2 separate regions of the Homo sapiens genome follow, and region 1 is linked to region 2. A link is an interaction called in ENCODE POLR2A ChIA-PET data of the cell type or tissue named here. Cell type or tissue: PC-9. All regions are shown on one strand. Each heading gives the region's core, and the rest is flanking DNA. Links, peaks and the distances in the headings are about the cores only. Region 1 overlaps GMDS (GDP-mannose 4,6-dehydratase). Region 2 overlaps LOC102723944 (a long non-coding RNA gene).

Evidence for each region. ChIA-PET counts read pairs that join two places held together with the same protein. Peaks named below come from ENCODE experiments on the same cell type or tissue, not always from the same donor. Only the 100,000 strongest peaks of a DNase experiment are listed, where the experiment ranks them.
Region 1: POLR2A ChIA-PET joins it to region 2 with 9 read pairs; 1 of 35 experiments calls an interaction of 5 or more read pairs at or near these places.

What each region holds. Positions count from the first base shown.
Region 1 is chr6:2,218,883-2,229,857 of GRCh38, forward strand. All of the region lies in intron 1 of GMDS (GDP-mannose 4,6-dehydratase), which reads right to left. Among named protein-coding and RNA genes, the nearest start is that of GMDS, 21 kb to the right of the region's middle. RefSeq lists enhancers at 3,060-3,129, 3,296-3,913 and a silencer at 7,873-8,167. In PC-9, for the core only: no CTCF peak of the experiment used is centred there; no DNase peak of the experiment used is centred there; H3K27ac peaks cover 968 bases.
Region 2 is chr6:1,519,788-1,530,762 of GRCh38, forward strand. The region is part of intron 2 of LOC102723944 (a long non-coding RNA gene); the gene reads right to left. Among named protein-coding and RNA genes, the nearest start is that of FOXCUT, 80 kb to the right of the region's middle. RefSeq lists an enhancer at 4,312-4,481 and a silencer at 4,386-4,445. In PC-9, for the core only: CTCF peaks have their summits at 4,317 (motif pointing right) and 4,521; no DNase peak of the experiment used is centred there; H3K4me3 peaks cover 578 bases.

The sequences.
Region 1 (10,975 bases), core at 1,648-9,647, 700 kb after region 2:
AACACCTGTGCTTTTTCACAGATTCTAAGCATTAGGAATTTCTTTAAAAATCTCTTAATAAATAAATAGGCTGGGCACAGTGATTCAGGCCTGAGTTCTGGCTACTTGGGAGGTTGAGGAGGGAGGACCGCTTGAGCCCAGGAGGTCAAGGCTGAAGTGAGCTACGATCATACCACTGTACTCCAGCCTGGGCGACAGAGCAAGACCCTGTGTGAAAAACAAAAAAAGAAAGTAAACAGGCAACAGGTCGGTCCTCTGAGAAGAGGAAATGGGGAGGTGGCGGACAGGCATAGGACGACTCACCTGAATACCCATTTGCATCTTTATATTTTAAATTAGCTGAATATATTACCTACCCAGAAGATAAATAAAAATTTGGAAATAAAGCAAAATCTAAATAGAAGCCAGATGATAGAGAGGGTAGAAACTTGAGTCCTACAGAACCAGTTTGGCTGAAGAGCATGCTGTCATTAGGCCATCAGCCAACAGTGCATCCTGTTAAGTGAGAAGACAACATAGAACTTACTATATGGACGATATTCGTAATCACTTTACACAGGATCCTCTAAACCAGTGCTTCTCAAACTGTCTGCAGTAAAGAACTAGTTATTGTCAGCATCCTCATTTTAAATTTCTAATCCATCATGAACTGGTTCTTTTGTAAAATACAACTGAAGGTGAGTTACTAAAAAAAAATGATTAGATGTAAATGTCTCAGGAACTTGCTATAAAAGCTTCTAAATTTACTCTCATTTTCTGTACTTACCTTGTCACAGACCAGTAACAAACAGAGCACCGACCACACCAGTTAAAAGACCACACCTCCTGGGCACCAACTTAAACCAGAAACTTTAAAAAAAAATTCCCTCTGATTTCAGTATCATGAATATTGCTCCTGAGCAGCCGGGTCACTTCCGTTTTCTTCAAATGTCATAAATTATACAACTACAGGTTAAGCATCCCTAATCTGAAAATCCAAAATGTCCCCAAATCCAAAACTTTTTTAGTGTCAACATGGCACCAGAAGTGGAAAATTCCACCCCTCTGGTCCCAAGCATTTCAGATAAGGGATATTCAACCTATAATGGTGACAATGAAGATGATGTCAACACTGCAGAAAAAGTGCCCAGAGACAACATGTTGAAAATGTGTGAAGGGCTTATTCAAGGGCTAGGGCAGTGTGCATTCACAATAAAACATGAAATCCTGTCAGTGTATAAAATCAAAGACTTGTAAGACAAAAATCATGGCTAATGAGGCAGATGACTCCGGAGGAAACATCTTTAAAAGCCATCCAGCAGAACGCCTCCTTATCCCTAGAGGACTCAATTTCCCGGTCCTTCAATACTTCTGATGTTTCTTTTCACCCACCAAACACAAGATACAGGTACGGTAACCTTTTAGTCAACACAAGGCCTCACAGATGGAGACGGAAAGCCTGCTGCTGTGTGCTGTTGCTGTGGTTTAGCAGCTGGTACAGATGTCTGGTGATGCTCTGTGCTGCTTGGTTACCCTGACACTTATTTTCTCGCTGTAATAATGGCATGTCATATTTTTTACTGTTAAGTGCTTTAATGTGAATAGATGTGAGACAATAATTGCTTATACGTAGCATATAAATTCAGCCTCAAGAAGGATGGGGATGCCAGACAACTACAGACTGTCCACATGGGTGGCTCAGATAGAGTCACCTTCACTTTCTGACAGTTCAATGTACACAAACTTTGCTACACACATAAAATTACTTAATGTGTTGTATAAAATTACCTTCGGGCTATGTGTTTAAGGTATATATGAAGATAAACAAATTTCATGTTTAAACTTGGGTCCCACCCCCAAGATTTGTATATACATTTCTCTACGTATATGAAAATATTTCAAAATCGGAAAAAAAAAAAATCTGAAACACTTGTGCTCCCAAGCACTTCAGATAAGGGATACTCAACCTGTACTTGTATGTCCCTGTTTGATAATGGTAATAAAGCTGTGGCCTTCTAAGAAGGGATGTACAAGCTCAGGCACAGTGGTTCACACCTGGAATCCAAGCATTTGGGGAGGCCAACGTGGGAAGATCACTTGAGATTAGGAGTTCACAACCAGCGTGGGGAATACAGCAAGACCCCGTCTATACAGAAATTTTTTAATTAGCCAGGCATGGTAATGTACACCTGTAGTACATTACCACAAGTAATGTACTCCTCAGGAGACTGAGGTGGGAGGATTGCTTGAATCTAAGAGTTTGAGGTTACAGGAGCCACTGTACTCCAGCCTAGGCAACAGAGCAAGAAGCAACACCCAATCTCAAACAAATAAACAAAAAAACACAAAATTGTGGCTCAAAGATTACCTCTCAGCTTTATTCCTGGCTTCACGTAGAATTCCAGTTCTCACTTGTAATATCATGATTTATCCATCTGTTTTGACTTCAATTGCATTTTATTATTTTAATCAAGCTCCCTTAAACACAATATTACATTACTTAAAGTAGTGTCATCTAAAATGTTCTTTTTTTTTTTGAGACGGAGTCTTGCTCTGTCACCCAGGCTAGAGTGCGGTGGCGCAATCTCGGCTCACTGCAAGCTCCGCCTCCCGGCCTCCCGGGTTCACACCATTCTCCTGCCTCAGCCTCCAGAGTAGCTGGGACTACAGGCACCCGCCACCACGACCGGCTAATTTTTTGTATTTTTAGTAGAGACGGGGTTTCACCGTGTTAGCTAGGATGGTCTCCATATCCTGACCTCGTGATCCGACTGCCTCGGCCTCCCAAAGTGCTGGGATTACAGGAGTGAGCCACCATGCCCGGCCTTAAAATGTTCTTTTAACAAAGGGATTTTAGTGAATTTTGCAACATGAGTAAATGAATTAATGAGAATATCATATTCACATTATAGCAGTCCCAAGCAAAAAGAAAACAAACAACAACGAAAAAAGAAAATACTCTCAGAATGTGCCATGGGGTATAAAAGAAGAAAAAGAAGACAATCTGTGGCCACTGCCCACAGGGGCAACAGGAAACTTGGTGCTGCCCCTTTAAGAAGCCGCCAGGTCAGTGGGAAGAAAAAGAGAAAATGAAAGTCAAAGGGCCGTAAAGAAACAGGTTTTCTTAAATAGGAAATACAAAAATTAAACAGTAATTCTACCTAAATTATTCTCCAAAATAATGAAAAGCAACAATGTTTCAGTCTAGGCTCCCCTGCATGGAGGTGATTAGCTGGAAGCGACTAGTATGCTGAAGTCTGATAATGACAGCTTTTACACACTGTCACCAAATTACGATGCAAATTCTATGGAAATCATTAGACCAGCACTCACTGTAAGAAGTATGATCTGGGATTGAGTTTTGGAGCTTCTCAGAGGTTTACTCCGATCCTGTCAATCTGACTGCAGAGCTGCTTTCCCTAGGCGTCTAAAATGCTCTCCTGGGGTTAGAGACCACACCCTGGTGCAGTGAATGGGATTCCTCCAATTCCAAATGGCTCCAAAACCTCTGCTTTCTCCCTCAACTGCTTCCATTCTCACTGCTTATCTCCGACCCTTTGGCCCAAATGTCTCCATTCATTCGGTGCCTCATTACACAATTATTGGGTACTCATCAGGTGCTTAAGCACTGGTGAATGTAAACAATAGAAGCTTGGTCCTTGAGGCATACTGATTCTGTTAGGCAATTTAAGAATACTCACAGCAAAGGGGGAATACTGTAATAGACGCAATTACCAGCCAATTAGGAACAAAAAAAGGAAATGCTGTACTAAGAAATGCTGTGCTGCTTGAGAAGGTCAGGGCAGGCTGAGAGTGGAGCACAGGATGAGTGGCAGGTTTCCAGGCGGTCAGTAGGCACCACAGTAGGTGTGGGGGAAATCTGGACAGATACAAACACGAGCAACATTGAGAAAGACAGTGAGGCAGTTAATTTTGTGTGCTAACTAGGATATGCCAACCAGACTTGGTCAAACACCTGCCTAGATGTTGCTCTGAAGGCTATTTTTTAGATGTGATTAACATTTAAATCAGTACACTGAGTAATACTCCCTACAATGTGAGTGGGCTTCATCCACTCAAAGACATTACCCAGGAGGAACAACTAATTCTGCCTCCAAGCGGCCTAGATGTTGGACTGGAGCTGCAACATCAACTCTTTCCTGTGTCTCTAGCTTGCCAGCCAGCCCTGCAAATCTCAGACTTGCCAGCCCCCACAATGACATGAACCAATTCCTTCAAATCAATCAATCAATCAATCAATCAATCAATAGCGCGCTCTCTCTCTCTCTATATATATATACACACATATATATATATCCATATCCATCCATCCCACTGGTTCTGTTTCTCCAGAGAACCATGACTAATGTGGATATGGTGAATTCAAGAAACTATCCGTACAAAATGGCTGGGTTACAAAACACACACAAGCCAGGGGGCATGTGGTGCAAAGGCAGGAAAGTGCTAGTCACAAAGGCACTGGGACACTGGAGAGTTTACACTCCCCCCAGGGCAAGAGAGAGCCACCAATAGTTTAAGCTGAGGAGCGACCATCTGACATGATCAGATGGTCACTCCAGCTAAAACTCACTGGCAGCAAATGAATGGAAAAAAAAAAGACTGGAAGCAGAAGACCAGGTAGGAGGTTACTATAACAGCCCAGGCAGGACAAGGTAACTGATGTGGGCAAGGAAAGGACAAGAGATGACACCGCTACCAAAGCTATGCTAGTGGGGTAAAATCAGCAGGACCTGCTGGTGAAGACATGAGGAGTGAGGGGAAAGGAGGACGATAGGATGACTCCAAGATTTCTGACTTTGGCTCCCAAATGGATTGTGGTCCTGCTTTGAAATAGGGTGGGGAAAAACACAGAGATGATAGAAGGGAGGGACATGTGGAGTAGGAGATGTCTATGAAATACCTACATGGAAATGTTGAGGCATTTGGAACTCAGGGTCTGGAACTCAGGAAACAAATCTGGACTGGAGACAAGGCTTTGGGATTCACAAGGGAAGAGTGACTGCAGTTGTAGACATAGAAAGTGAACAAAGTAGGAGAGAGTCAGGAATGGTATGTTAAGACACACTAACCTGCAAGGGTGGGCAGAACAATGCACTGACAAAGAGGTACAAGGAAAACCAGCAGAGGAGGGAAAATCAAGAGGAAAAGTGACAGTGATAACACACGCCAACAAAGCAAGTAAGACAAGGACTGAAGTTGCAGGGTTTAGCCGTGAAAGGTAATTTAGAAGATCTTATATAACAACAGTTTAGGGTAGGATGGGGAAAGCAACCAAATATAATGAGTTGAACAGTCCTTAAGAGATAAGAAAATGGACATAGTGACTGAAGCCACTGGGCTGTGAAACAAAGGCTGGGGGAATAATGAGAAAGATACTGACAGCCCGTTGTGGAACCCTAGAAATTATCCACCCTTATTGACACAGGTGTTGGGTTACTGTGCTTCATCTTTAATTCAGCTCTGTTGCAGGGATCCCTAATGCAGAACACTGACCACAGGGCCACAATGACTTCTGGACATTAGACTCAGACAACTTGGCATTTTCAGTTTGGTGATGATGTTGGAAACTGTTTTCAATTTGCAACCTAATTGCTTCCCAAATAAAGATCTCAATGATGCTTCTCATAGGAGAAATACATATATTCTAAAGAGTGCACTGAGTAGTTTTTAGCTATTTTACATATAATTTTATAGTTATAGGAGCGAAGATCAGTGATCAGAAATATTTTATGTACAAGTTTGGTATTATGTCTCAGAGAAAAAAAATCATAAGTATAGCATTTGTTAATGAACACCAAGTACCTTCATAAAAACATGTTTATTTGAACATGCAAATAAGAGTTAGTTGTTTACTCTCATCAAAATTATAGCGTGTCTTCAGGAAAAGAATTCTAGGTCAAAGCAGACTAATGTTCAGGACAGCCAAGAGTAAAACATTAATGAATATTTATTAATATTATGTGCCAGACACTGTGTCCTTCAACCCTCACCTATGGCTAGTACCATTATCCTCACTTTACAAAAGAGAAAACTGAGGCACAGAGAGGCTGAATAATTACTTGAAAGTCACAGAACTGAGAACTGGCAGAGAGGAGATTTGAACGCACGTACGTCCACACGATGTCAGACGCTACCTGAGATGAACAGTAAGCCTTGGCCGGGCATGGTGGCTCAGGCCTGTAACCTCAGCACTTTGGGAAGCCGAGGTGGGTGGATCGCTTGGGCCCAGGAATTCAAGACCAGCCTGGGCAACATGGTGAAACCTCGTTTCTATAAAAAATACAAAAAAAAAAAAAAATTAGCTGGGCATGGTAGTGCACAACTGTGGTCCCAGCTACTCGGGAGGCTGAGGCAGAAGTATTGTCTGAGCTGGGGAGGTCAAGGCTTCAGTAAGCCAAGACTGCACCACCGCACTCCATCCTGAGTAACCAAGCAAGACCCTGTCTCAATAAATAAACAAACAAACAAATAAATAAGCCTTTATCCTATGATCTCATTAAAGACAGAGGTGCCCCCTAACTTGCCCTTTAACTTGCAGTCTTGATCCCTGCAACAAAGCTGAACTAAAGATGAAGTGCAATACCAAACTGCTCCCTAACTTGTACCTTCTCCTGCTCCTATGCCACAGCTCTCTTCCATAAGTTCATTCTGAAGAGTCCTAGGCTGTTCTATGCAAATGACGAATCATTTGCCAACCCTTAGATTTTCCGGCTTGCATCCGGATCAGTGTGTTGGCTGTAAACCAACCAACACAGATGATCAATATTACAGCACAAAGGAAGTAAAAAGCCTTTGTGATTATCCAGTAAGCTAGGGATCAGAAAAGAATGATTGCAAAATCCTAACGTACAGTAGAATAAGGAAATGTTTCCAGGTATTTGTCAGAAAAGGGCCAGCTTCCATCTGGACCATGACCTACAAACAACATTAATGCTCCTAACAGAACTATTTAAATAAGATTCCACTGTTTGTTCTCTGAAATCTCCTGGGACACAATGACTACCTAGAAGGTAATCAGACCTCGACCACAGGAGAGCCAAGGACTGCCATTCCAGCTTTCCTGCCATTCTCACTTCCTGGCAGGTGAACTCTGCTCCCATTCCAGCCCCTGAAAGCCTAACCTAAGAAAAGAAAAAAAGAGAGAGGAATAGAAAAGAAAAAACTGTGAAAAGAAAGAAATGAAATAGAGGCAGAAAACAAAGAGGAGGGAGAAAGGAAACAATTACACTAGAGGTAGTTTCTGCTAGACCAACACTGAGCCAGGCCATCCCAGTTTTCACTCTCTTCTGGACACTCACCAACAATATACTTTAATTTTGTCAAAACTGCCTTTGGGTGAGGCATCCTGATTCCTGGGTAGAAATAACATGAAACCCGTGAAGTCAGAGACTCTTCTATAGTAGAGACCCAGAATGCAGTTCACTAATTTTGAAAGAATTTGTCAGAGCTGTAGGAGACCTGTGAGATCATGATTGCTGTTCCCATCTAAGAGTTAGATTCTGCCTATGATAACTGTCCATAAGGGCAACATTCCAACTAAATTTTCGCATTACTGTGTGCTACAATTAATTTTTTTAATCCAGTTAATAAAGTGCTTTCACAGAGTATATCATTAACAAAAGTTAATCGATAAATACTCCAGAGCAATAGCCCCAACAACAGAGATATTATAACCCTCCTATCAGAATACACAGAAATGGAATATGAGTATCTGGAAATGCAAACTTCAGCAAACATCACAGGAATTTTTTTAAGTGTTTGCATATAACATGTCAAAAACTAATGAACTCTGATTCTACTAGCATTTACTCTCCTAAATTCTATCACTCAAAATAATATGAAACCATTAAAAACACCTAACATGTGAACTAAAATATACACACAAATGTCTATGACAATCATAATAGGAGGTGCTAAGCTGGTTAACTAACAAGATCTCTTGAGGCTGGGATTTTCCTCACCCTAGACCCCCAGATGCATTCATCCCTGGAGTCCCTCGTACTCAATCAGTACTTGATGACTCTGAAAGAATCATCCAGGAATGATTCCAGATGGAATTTAAGTTCCATATCCAACTCAAGGCCAGTAACATTTGCTGAAAAGCAGTGAAGTCAATCAGTAACAAGTTAGTCAAAACAATGAAGAAAAGATAATGCAGGCAGTAATTACTTCTGAGTGGTGGGATTGCGGGTGTTGTTTTTTTTCCCCCTGAAACTTTATATCCTCCTATACTTCCAATTTTTCAATAGTGAACATTATTTTTACTATTCTGAATAAATGTTAAGGAAAAAAGTTTATGAAATATATATATTTCCATATATATGTCATATATATATATAAAATGTTTCAAGTCACTACTACGGTCCCCATAAATGAATGGTTCTCAACCACAACACCTCACTTTTCAAACACCTCAGAATGTTTCTAAAAACAGCCAGCTCCAAGTTCTACCCTAAGCCCACTGAACTGCATAGAAGAGCCAAGAGTTATTCAACCTGCCCAAGTAATTCTATTACACCACCAACATCAGAACCATGCTTTATGGATGCTTCAACTACAAATGGCAAGTTTCTTATCTTTGGAGAGGACTGAAATCAAAGGTCAGAACATCAACAAAAAAGCAAAGTATTCTTTTGGAACAAGCTCCATATCTAGAGAAACAGCTGATTCTAGTGAGAATTTCAGTAGTTCCTAGAGAGTGACTGTGGAAAAGGCAAGCACAGCAGGAGACACCTGAGATTGCACTGGATGCAGGGAGTGAGGTGCCAATTGTGGCTGGAACTATAGGAAGGAGCGGGCAGGCCAGAGCTGTTTCCCTGGGATTCCAGAACAGAAGGCTGTGCCACACAGAGGTCCCCTGGGTCACAATAGCAGCTGAATCTCAGTGGCCATGACAGCAAGGCAACAACGGGGCCAGCTCCCCAAGGTCCATGTAAGTGCAGCTGCCCAGGACTCCCCTTGCTGTCCAGACATAGGCTCTCCTACCTGCTTCCAACTTCAGTTCTGTGGCATTTCCAGGAAATATGGGTAGTTAACACATAACCATGCTCAATGAGAGCCAACCTGTGGCTGTGCGGCCCTTTCTCGGCACGTGGCCCAAGCCTGTGCTGGGTCTACGCAGTGAAGTACAAGGTAAAAAGAAGGCAAGCAGCTTCTTACACCTCCCTCCCAGTGCTGAACCTAGACAAAATGTACCCCTCTTAGCACCTTTAGGAACTTTTCCTAGAGAAACAAGAATGGCAGGCACCTATCTGAGTGTGCTTGGTTCCTCTTGGATATAAAGTGCAAGCCTGTGTCACCTTCTGTGTCACTCAGGATTAAACGTTTATGACATCCCACCACTGATCTAAAAGGATCCACTCACAGAGGAAAATGAAGACTGAAAAGCCAACACCAACACCACCCTTCTGTGCTTCTCAGCACTTCTGGGCCTTCACGTCCTCCTTTTCCTCCCCCACCTTTATAAGCACTCTCCTTTTCTTCAATATACACTCCAAACCCTCTCCGTCCCACCTTAAGTGATCTGCCTTGAGCTGAGCCCGTTTTTTAAACAGGTAAAACTGCTTTTAAGAGAAAGAAACATTTCTCCCATGCAGAGTACAATTAAGAAAGCATCCCTTCCCCATCCCCAGGGCAGCCATGCCTCCTTCCACCTAAGCTTGGTGAGCTTTGGAACTGGTGGTAAGAACTGATCCAAAGTGTGTGCTTTAACAAATCCTTCCAAAGAAAACTTGGAAATCAGCTATTTAAACTTGGAGTCCACTTCTCTGTAGGAAGGGCATTCATTTGAACACAAATTTAGTTCCTGCGCCATAATGTGCAGTGTTAAGAGTAACCCTGAACAATGCATTTGCTGCATGGAATAGCTTTCTCAGTACAACTGTGTAGTGCTGTAGAGCTCCCTTTTTGCCCCTGGAATTAGCCCCAATACCCCCCGTTGACAGCTTCAACAAGTGGGATCCAGGTATGACATCTGAGAAGTGAGTAAAATAAGGCTCCAGTCGACAATGGGGCAATGGAAGTGGCCAGGCAGCCAGGCTCTGGGCAGCAACCACACCAGAGGCTAGCTCCTGGAGGCAAACTCTATGATTGATGTGATGAAGTGGGGAAAGGGAAGGGGAAGAAGACAGGAAAAGCAAGAGTCCCTGAAGCAAACTTCTAGTGGTGGGGGTCTCCCGTGGCTCCACTTTTCCCCAGGGCTTCACTGCAGATGGGGTGAGAGAGGGCATCAGCCAATCACTGTCCAGAGGTAGGACACTGCCCGCATCCAGTCTGGTATACAAGAAAAACCAAAGTGATCCTCCAGGATAACAATGTTCTCATTTCCAGAAGATCATTACGCAAGGCACTTTCTTTCGTCCTAGTACAGATAAGGGTGGTTCAAAAAGACTCAAAAGTTTGCCCATGGGCTGTGCATGGTGATTCATGCCTGTAATCCCAGCACTTTGGGAGGCCAAGATAGGAGAATCACTTGAGCCCAGGAGTTCAAGACCAGTCTGGGCAACATAGAGAGACCCTGTTTCTACAAAAAAAAAAAAAAAAAAAATACAAAAATGAGTCACGTGTGGTGGCACACACCTGTGATCCTAGCTACTCAGAAGGCTGGGGTGGGAGGATTAGTTGAGCCCAGCATGTCCAGGCTGCGGTAAGCAAAGATCACGCCACTGTACTCCAGCCTGGGCAAGAGCAAGACAAAAAAAAAGTAAATTTGCCTGTGACACCCAGTGAGTACTGAGGTCAGGAATCAAACTCATGTTCATCTTTCTCTCCTCTCCCTTTACAGATTTATCTTAATTCCAAGGCCAGAATTCAGGTACCAGAAATGGGTACTTTGCCCAGATCATCCCTGACAAAAATATTTGCCTATTAACACAATCTTACTACAACTAAATAGAAAACAAAAACTGTTGACCTATAAGATAAATGAATCTTTCAAAGCATTATTTGGTTGCTCTACCTGAAGAATACTAAATTG
Region 2 (10,975 bases), core at 1,326-9,325:
TCAAGAAATGGGAACTCTTCCTCTTCCTATTTCTAACATGCTCTTGTCTGGTCTCGAGTCTGTAAATACCCTCCCTATGCTGGTCATTTCCAAAATTACATGACTCCTTCTAAATTCTCCCCTGAGCTCCAGCTCTAAATATCCAACTGACGACTTGTCGTACCCACTTGGATATGTAATAGACATCTCAAATTTAGTATGTGCATACGTTGAAATTTATCAAATCATGCATTTTAAATATGTGTAGTTTATTGTGTGTCGATTATACCTCAATGAAATGGTTTTGAAATAATGGTATGGACAAAAAGGAGCACTTGCTTTTCCCCCTGAAAGAGACCCTTCCCCAGTTGCCATCATTTCAGCAAATGGCACGACACAGTTGCCCATTTCAAAACTTGAGGTCTCCTCCTTGGGTCCTTTCCCCTCCCTACTCCCACATTCAACCTGTGGCAGTCCTGTCTGTGCCATATCGCAGGCCGCCTGCTTCTCCCCACTCATAGCCACGGCCCTGGCAGGGGCTGCCAGCATCTTGTGCTCAGTTCCTGCAACAGCCTGCCTGCTGGGACCCTGTCTCCACACTTGCAGCCTTCCAGTCCCATCTCTGTGTGTGTATGTGGTGAGATATAAACAATATCAAATGTACTGTCTTAGCCATTCTTAAGAGTACAGTTCAGTGGCATTAAGCACATTCACTTGGTTGTCCAACTGTCACCATCATCCATCTCCAGGACTTTTTCATCTCCCCAGACTGAAACTCTGTCCCCATTAAACACCAGCTCGCCATTCCCTTCACTCCAGCCCCTGGCAGCCACCACTCTACTTTCTTTCTCAATGAATTTGACTACTCTGGATACCTCGTGTGAGTGGGATCACACAGCATTTGTCCTTTGGTGTCTGGCATATTTCAGTGAGCATGACGTGCGTGCATGTTGTAGTATGTGTCAGAATGTCCTCTTTTTTTGAAGACTAATATTCCATTGTGTGGATAGACCACATTTTGTTTACTCATTCATCTGTCAATGGACATGGGTTGTTTCCACCTCTTGGCTATCGTGAATAACACTGCTATAAACATGGCAGGTAAGCAGCTGTTCGAGCCCCTGCTTTCAGTTCTTTTGAGTATCCTGAGAAGTGGAATTGCTGGATCTTATGGTAGTTCTAGGCTTAATTTTTTGAGAAACCACCATACAGTTTCCCAGCCACAGCTACCCCATGTTACATTCCTACTAACACTGCACAAGAGTCCCAGTTACTCCACACCTTCAACAACACTTGTTTTTGTTTTTTTGAGATGGAATCTCACTCTGTCGCCCAGGCTGGAGTGCAGTGGTGCGATCTCGGCTCACTGCAAGCTCCGCCTCCCGGGTTCACGCCATTCTCCTGCCTCAGCCTCCCAAGTAGCTGGGACTACAGGCGCCCGCCACCACACCTGGCTAATTTTTTGTATTTTTAGTAGAGACGGGGTTTCACCATGTTAGCCAGGATGGTCTTGATCTCCTGACCTCATGATCTGCTCACCTCGGCCTCCCAAAGTGCTGGGATTACAGGCGTGAGCCACCACGCCCGGCCTGTTTTTTTTTTTTTTTTTTATGATAGCCATCCTGATGGGTATGAAATGGGATCTCATTGTGGTTTTGCCGTGCATTTCCCTAATGACTGGTGATGCTGAGCATTTCTTCATATGTTCATTGGCTATCTGTATGTCTTCTTCAGAGAAATATCTATTCAAGCCCCTTGATCATTTTTCAATTGTTTTGTTGCTGAGTTTTAGGTTTATCCTTTAAAACATAAATCAGATCTAGTCATCTCCCACTTTACCCTCTTATCATTGGCTTTCCACTGCATTTAGAATGCAATCGGTCTCCTTCTCTGGTTACTAGCTACCTCCAAACCACCTCTCAGCACTTCCCTGCTGGCTCCCTGAGCAACCCCTAGGGCTCCTTTCTCTTCAGAGGCACCAAGCTCCTGCCCAGCTCTCCCTCCCAGCCCTGACCATCGCAGCACAAAGAGGTCTTCCCTGACTGCCTGAGCTATCCGCCTTAGGAAAAGGCCTGGCATTATTCTCGGTGCCTCATCTTATTTATCACGACCTTACAATCTTGGTTGCTCTTATCACTTTGCTCTTTCACACCATCTCCCTTTTCACACAGCTCCTCAATGCAGGTGTCTTGCCTGTTTCGCTTATGATACCTGATGTCTGCTCACAGCAGGCTGAAGTAAGTATGAGTTAAATGAATGAATTAATCTTCTATTACTCTCCTGTCACTATCACCACTACTTCTGCTCCTACCATTTCTACTATTTATTGAGAATCTCTATGTGCCAGGCACTGTGCTGGGCAACTTCACATACATTAATACCCTCAAAATCTCTGAAAATCAGGCACGTTGTCCAAACTGGGATCGTCATTTTCAGTCTCTGAAAATCAGGCAAAATCTCTGAAAATACGGAATGAGCATGCCCATTCCATAGATATGTCTCAGGTTATTAAGAAACATGTCTAAGGTGGCAGAGTATAATAGCAGAAAAATCCAAATCTTTCCACCTCCAGAGCTCATAGCTTTTTTTGATGCAGGAGCTCAAAATTGGCTTTCTGCTGTTTTCGTGCAAAAGGAAAACTGACCAGGGAGATAGCAGAGGTCACCTTTAAACTGTCCGTTGTGGAAACCTCTGGAAACAAATGCTTACACCTGTGAGGACAGCTTTCCACTGTGCCTCCCTGTGTCCCCCTCCCTTACTCAACTCATCTGACCCTCTTCCTCCCAGCTCAAGCCCCGCCTCCTCCTCCAAGAAGCCCACCCAGCCTGTGGGTTCCCTCTCAGCCCACAGTGCTTCCTCCCTCCTTGGAGTCCCCTGAACCCCCAAGCCAGAGCTGCCTGGCTTGTCTCAGCATGGTCCCCGTCTGCTGACCAGCCACAGGGCTTAGCCTCAGTCTTCTCACCAGACTACAGACCTGAAAAGAGAAGAAACCCCTCCACATAAAGCCAAGCAAAGACCAGAAAGCAGCAGGAAGGGAGACCAGATTTGCCTGGACGACCTCTCCAACAGACTTGCGCTCGGTTGAAACTTCCTCACTGGTCTGTGCACACCATGGAATGTTATTCTGCTTTAGGAAGGAAATCCGTCAAAAGCCCCGTGCTGATCAGTAGTGGGATTATGCCTGTGAACAGCCACTGTGCTCCAGCTGGGGCAACATAGCAAGACCCCATCTCATAAAAAAGGAAGGGAATCCTGTCACACATCTCAGCACGAGTGAACCTTGAGGATGTTATGCACAGATACAAGAAGACAGATACTATATCAGTCCACTCCAGGTTCCTGGAGTGGTCAAATCCACAGAAACAGAAAGTAGAATAGAGCTTGCCAGGGGCTGGAGAAGGGAAGATGGCGAGTTGGGGTTTAATGGGCAGAGTTTCTGTTTGGGACGAGGAGAAAGTCCTGATTCGGGTGGTGGTGATGGTTGCACAGCCATGTGAATGTACTTAATGCCAGTGCACTGCACACTTAAGAATGGTTAAAAGGGTGATGTTTATGGTATATATTTTACCATACAAATAATATACGCGCGTGTGTGTGTGTATATATATTTAAATGTCATGAGTGGAGTAGGGCTCAGCTGGCAGAGGTGCACCGCCTTGCTTGGTTTCCACTCCTCTTGAAGGAAGAGGTGCTGGCATCTGCACCATTCTTAGCGTCGGCACTGCTTTGCACCCCCCGGCTGGCCAGCGCGGGATGTGGGTGGGGAAATAGCCACTACAGTCCGGAGTCTCCCCACTCCCTCCCCAGGCCCACTTCCCCGACGAAGTTTCACTCCATTGTTCCTGGGCATCTCCAGGGGTGTCTAGTTTGAACAAGAAAAGGAATGTTCTGGATGGCTGGTCCTGGGCGCTCACCGGGAATGAACGTGAGCCACTCTTTCGCACACAGGCCACTCTGCGTCAGCCACTCTCGGGCTGCCCCGAAGTGATGTCCTGGTGGTCCGTGGAGCACACAGGAAAGTCCAGCAGACAAACATCATCAAGGTCGGGCATTCTGTCAGCTGCATAAACCCATTTTCTCTAAAATACTTAATGTTAACTTAGGAAAAAAGAAAAAAAAAAAAAACCAGAAAAGCTGCTTCAAGCCAGCCAACGTTCCAAGTCTCGCAGAAGCGTGTGAAAATCCCCACGCTCAGTCGCCCTCTCCCTGCACACGCCCCGAGTCCGCGTCTCCCTCCTGTGTGAATGCAGGGAAAGCGGGAGCGCGGCGAGGGGTCTGGTGCGGACCAGCCCCCGAGCCACAGAGTGCGGGGCCCGAGCTCCGGAAGCCCAGCCTGGGCCGCGACGGCCCCAATTCCAGCAACGCTAGAGGGCGCCCGTGCCAAGCGCCCGCTCCCGGCAAGCCGCGTGCTCCCGGGTGGCCGCAACCGCGGGCCGAGGGGGCGGAGTCATGGAAACACGTGCCACGGCCTGGATGAACCTGCAGGGCCGAACGCTCAGTGAAACCAGCCAATCACCAGAGCACAACTGCCGCGGCACTCCGCTGACCACCCACCTACCTGCCGTTCTGTTCCGCGTTGCCACAGAAAAATACCATAGACTGTAGCTTATAAATGACGGAAATTCAGTTCTCATTGTTCCGGATGCTGAGAAGTATGAGATCAAGGCACCGGCAGATGCGGTGCCTGGCGCAGGTCCTCTTCCTGGTTCTTGCCGTCTTTTCAGGGCACCCTCACATGGTGGGAGGGGCCGAGGATCCCTCCGGGTCTCTTTTATAAGTCCATCAATCCCATTCAGGAGGACTCTGCCCCACCACCTGTTTGTATTGTCTCCCAAAGGCCCCACCTCCTAAGACTATCACTTTGGGGGTCAGGATGTCAACATGTGACTTTGTGGAAAAGGGGGTGCGGCATGAACATTCAGTCCGTTGCACTGCAGTAGTCAGACTCGTGGAGACAGGAGGTAGAATGGTGGTGACGGGCTGCAGGAAGGGGGAATGGGGAGCTAGTGTTTCCTGGGGACAGAGTTTCAGTTTTGCAAGATGAAATGTTCTGAATATGGATGGTGGTGACGGCTGTGCACCATTGTGAGTATACTTAATGCCACACTGAACTGCACACTTAAAAATGTTTAAGGGCTGGGTGCGGTGGCTCACGCCTGTAATCCCAACACTCTGGGAGGCTGGGGCTGGGGGTGGATCACTTGAGGTCAGGAGTTTGGGACCAGCCTGGTCAACATGGTGAAACCCCGTCTCTACTAAAAATACAAAAATTAGCTGGGTGTGGTGGCACAAGCCTGTAATCCTGGCTACTGCGGAAGCTGAGGCACGAGAATCACTTGAACCCAAGAGGCGGAGGTTGCAATGAGGTGAGATTGCACCACAGCACTCCAGCCTGGGCAACATAATGAGACTCCATCTCAAAAAAAAAAAAAAAAAAGTTAAGATGGTAGATTTTATGTTATGTGTATTTTAACACAATAAAAAATCAAAGGTAGCTAATTCCCATTCTGCCCCAATTTCAGAGAAACACGTGGGCGAAGACAGGGAGGGGTGACTGTCGGTGCTGCCCGGGCCCTGCTGCCTTCCAGATCTCTGGCACCAGGGCTCTTTCTAGCTCCCTCCCCAGAAGAGGACATCAGCGACTTGCACAGGCCCCTTCCTGGGCCTGCCTGAACTGCTGGGGGCAATGGTTGTGGAGAGAACCCAGTGTGTGGGCAGAGAGCAGGCAGCGTGCCCCCTTCCCATTCTGCTCCAGCATATCACTCTTGTTGCAACACAGGATGAGTGTTCCCACATTTTGTTTAATATTCACACGCTATAGAGTGCTTCCTCCAGCTCCTCAGTCTTCAGGACAGCCTGGACTCCGGGACTGGTGGTGAGAAGCAGCAGAAATAACAAGCATCCCTGGCCCAGCTCGCTGGCCCCTGGTTGCTTTAGGGAGTCCTGTGCCTTCTCTGAGCAGGAAGTCCCTCATTGAAAATGAGAGGGTTGGACAAGACGATCCCTGAGAAGCCTTGGAGTGCCAGCTTTCTGAGAACTGGCCTGGCACAAATGCCCCATTTAGTACACACGAAGCCAAAACAGAGAGGAACAGGGCCCCAGCAGGAGGAGTCAGCGAGCCGGCCCAGAGCACGCTTCTTAGAAAAGGACACGCTCAGGGACAAGGGCACCATGACCTTCCCAAAGGCACAAAGGGCACAGGGCTCTGCATCTCCTGTTTGTTCCCGGTAGAACATCTCGCTGTCCCGGGAGAATATATGAGGAGTGCATAAATATACAGCCCCGCACTGCTTCCTGGGCTCTTGTGTGATTCCAGGGCCTGTTCTCCAGCAGCTGTGAGCACCCACCCAGACCCCACTGGCCTGGGGACGGCCATTGAGCCAGTCCCACCTGTGAGCCCTTCAGCGATTCTCTGGCCCCCAGCCCCACCTGTCTGTCCACTTTTCCTGGCAGGCTGGTTAGGGGATAAAGCAGATGCACGGGACACTTTACTTGCCCCTTTCCCGTCCACCCCAGTTCAACCCTCCAGGTTACCCTCCGGCAGCAGAGCCACCCCTGCCCAGGACGCGCACTGCCTTCCATTAGGCAACAGTTTCATGAGGCATTTGCCGTCCTCAAGAGGCTGACGTGACAGTGCCTGATTCACAGAGGCTTCCCTCTGACCCAGGTCTAGCTGGCTCCCCAGTGGGACACCCCAGGGCCTTTCCTGGCCCAGATCTGCCGCTCTGGGCTGTCCTGAGTGAGGAACACCTGAATAAGCCACAACATCAAGGAAAGGACCATGAGGATGGGAGCACCCGGGAGCAAGCCCCTCCCTGAGCCTTGGAAACCCCGTGACTCCTATTTTCCATGTCATTTTCTCCATCATGGAATGAACACTTAGAAACTGGAAGCTCGTGAGCAGAATGATTCTGTCCTAGAGCCTGAAGGCGTGCATCAGGGCTGGGTCCTTCCCTGCAGCATAGCTTCTAAACCAACGATTGATATCTTCATTTACCAGCACGATAAAAAAGGAATTCGTTTTCTTAGAAGCTGTGCCTGTCACTCTGCTCAGAAACAGTCCAAGCAGCCGTTCCAAGTGTGGCCTTCAGCCCATGCCAAACTTAGATCAACTGCAGGCTTGGAGCTTTCTGAGGCGAGAATGGAAGTATGTGTGCTGCAGTGGTGTGTGTGGGTGTGCACTCGTGTTTGTAGGTAGCATTTACACACACCCACCGTGGGCATGTACATGTGTCTCCCTGTGCCAGTATGCTGAGAGCTTCAGGACATGGCAGGCACTCCACATGCAGGGGATGGAAAAGCCATCACATTTATTGTCTGTCCTTGTGCGGTATTTAAAATACAACTGAGAATGTGTGCAGATTTTTAAATGTTACTGGACCACTTGGGTTTTTTTTGAGACCGGGCTGACTCTGAGCCAGACTGCATCTGTCTGCGTTGAAAGGGACCATTCTTTCCCTCCTGCTCCCGCCCTGCCCCCTCCACACACACCCTCCTTCATGTGAAACCCGAGCATTTCCTTTCCCGTAAGCCTTCTTCTAGAAGCCTGTGCTCAGCACAGGGGCCAAGCCCTGCGGCTCAGGCAGGCCCACGTGACTCTTGAACTGCAGACTCAAGTCCCAAGGTGGGAAACCGTTTGTCAACGGCCCCCAGATTTACAACCACGAGGCCAGGCTGGTCTTGGGGTGCAAAGCCATTGTTCAAACCATCAGTCATGCAAGGAGTTCCTAGGATTTTTTATTTTCCCCTCCAAAAAGCTCTCTTCAGCTTTGAAGAAATGCTGTTTCCTCCTCTGGTTACTTCTGCCTGATGAGAATGCTGATCTGGGGATCCAAGTAAAGGGTGGACCACAGAGCACCTTGTCTCTGTGTAAAAGGACACCCCTGTTACTCAGCGTGCCTGAAAGTGCCTGAGTGTTTCCCAGTCCTCATCAGTGTAATCTTAAGCTAGAAGTTCCCCTTGGGCAATGCATCAGGTCTTCCACTTTTTTTCCAATAGACACCATGGGCCATACTTCCTAAAATACATGTTTCTAAATCTTCTACTTTTTTTGAAAAACAATTTTGAATCATTAAAGAAATTTTTGAAAATAGCTTTCTATAACCCACAACACCTCTTTGTGAACCCCATGATTTTCATTTGTTGAAATTTTCCGATTCTGACCATGGGAATGTGTGTCTTACCAAATTTCAACCAGACATCCAGTGTTTCCACCTAACATGCCATTTAAAGCCACTTCCATATTCAATTCAGTCTGCGCAATTCTAGTTCCAAACGCTCGGTTTCTGTTCCATTCAGAGAATGTGCTGAGATTTCTTCTGTCATTCCCTTATTCCTGGACATTTAGGTGCAACAAGTGTAGACGGGTTGTTTTTTCCACTGAATCATTTCCTTCAGATGAATTTCCACCAGCGAGATGATTGGATCCACTGGTATAATCATTTTCAAGACTTGATGTATTTCAAATTACTTCCCAAAAAGCCTTTAACTACTTACAATGCCACCAAGAGCTAGCACAATTTTTTTTATTGTGAAATTGCCAGGAATTAAATTAGCTTTTCTTGACTTAGCAGATAAAAATTGACAATCTCAAAAGGTTCATTTTCATTTCTTTAATGACTGGTGAAGGTTTTATTGTTTTGCTTTTGTTCCCCCCCACCCCTCAAACTCTGTGCCTGTTTAAATGTATCCTGTGGCTACATCTTCATCCTTCCTCTCTCAAATCCTACTGCAAAGCAAAGGATGCAGACGGGGGTTGTAGTGAAAGGGAGCTGGGATCATCAGAATGGCCTATAGGTTAACCTCCCCATACAAATTACAATGGAGACCTCCCTAGCTATGAGAACATGGGAGACTGAGCCAGGAGATAGGGTGGAGGTGTGCAAAGAAGTCATTGGCAGAAAGAGTGATGGTGGTAGCGTATTTCTTCCCTTTTCTGGGTGATGGTGGGCTTTCTGAGCTGACACCTGCTTTATCCTGGGCCTACTGCCTTCCATGGGACTCTCACATCCCGGAGGCTTAGTGTCCCTTCCTAACCACAGGGATCCAGCACTTAAGCTCACTCTATACAGCTGTTTTGCCTTCAAAGACTAGTACTTCTAATACACATTCTCCACTTTCTCTCCAATAGTGGTGTTGGCTTTGCAAAGTCTTTCTTCCTTGTGAAAGGGAGCTTCAGGGCCATGGGCCAAAGCCTCCAGGGGCTCCGCTTTGGGAATCTGATGGAAAGCAGGCATACATCCCCTACCAGCCACTGCAGCCACCAGGAACTCTGCAGGGATGTTCTGTGTTGCCCTGGTGAAGACGCTGATGCCTAGTCAATACCTTGGGATGGCTCTTCTTGAGGCCCGCCAGCACTGATGTTGTCTTTCGAGGAAGTTAAGGCACAGCTTTGGAAGACGAGAAGGAGAAACCTGGTGAGAAATTAGGGGCAGGGCATCTGCCATGTTTCCCAGATGTTGAGGCGTCTAAGGAGTTTTCTACTGACGAGGATCTTAATTCCAACATTCAGGACTCTTTATTCGTATATTAAACAGCCCTTCCCAGAAAAGCTTCTCTACTGTCCTAGACAGATGATTTCCCTGTAAACCATCAAACGTGGTCCCTCGGACAGTCACACTCCTGAGCTTCTTGGGGTTCCTATGCTGTGCCGTGTTTTCCCCTCTAGCGTGGCAGGAATTGCCCACATGACACGTGTCTGCTTGTGTCTGTCTCTCCCATTAGACTGTCAAGTCCGGGAAACAAGAGCGTCTCCCACTTCTCCTGTTCCCAGCTCGTGGCAAGCCGTGGGGGTGTTGAGTGAAGGAATGGCTTTGGGCGTGAAACCAAGGGCTAATCTGATTAAGCCCATCAAATGTAACCTGCCTTGCATGCTTCTAATCACTTGCTTCTTGTCAGCTTTTTAACCTATGTAGCTAAAAGTCACAGAGCCAAAAGCACCTGCCTCAACTCCCTCTAGCTTCCTGATAGATAACATCTCTGACAGTGGGTCACTACAGTAACAGTCACTTAAAGTTGTTTTTTAGGAACTAGGGGGCAGGTCCTGTCCAGATTAAACCAGTTGAGACCACCAACCTTTCAACTAGGCCTGCATGAATGCCTGAGAGGTGACCTTTTGAGATCACCGGGCCAAAAACTGCCCCCTCAGGGGCACCATTTTCTGAACATGCAGCCTATGAAGAGCCAGGAAGAGCCATGAAGAGCCATGAAGCTTGACTATGCATGTACACATGGCCAATTACCTCGCTTTTCTTCACCCTCAGTCACCTTTCCCCACACCTCAGATCACCTTGCTTCCTTATGCCATATATATCTCTAACCTGACTTTTGGGGAGGCAGATTTGAGACCTGTTCTCCTGCCTCCTTGCTTCGTAGCCTCATGGATCAACCCTTTCTTCTTTGCAAAGCCCATTGTCACAGTGATTGGCTTACTGCATGCAGGCAGAATGAGCAGGGAGACAGACCTAATACTGACCCTCCTTGAGTAAGTGGATGACTGCAGAGCTGGGATGGAAATCGAGGCACAGAGAAGGTAACAGCACCAAGATCTGTTCTAACCATCCACCCCAAACAGCTCCCCTGCCCAGAATCCCATGTGACCAAGGGCCCATGTGAACCCACGCAGAGCCCATACGAATAAAACCCTTGACATCAGCTTCTTGGGAACCAACCCGCCACCTCCTGAACCAACCAGCTACCAATTAAGCATTAGTCCCCAGAGCAGGAAGCCTGGGCACCTGCTGCATTCTTGGTGGAACCTCATCAGCCCCTGCAGGGTAATCACGCCATCCCAGGTGGCCTCCTGGGATCAGCAATCAGCGACACTCTGATAATGAAATTACTGGGCCCTGATTGCAACAAACTTCCTTGAAGATCCTGGGCCAGTCTTTCTATCTGGGTATTATGAGAGATAATCAGTTTCATCTGGTTTCGGTTCTTTTAAAACTCCCCCTTTGAAATATTCAGATCATTATCTGTAACCAGCGCCTTGCTTCAG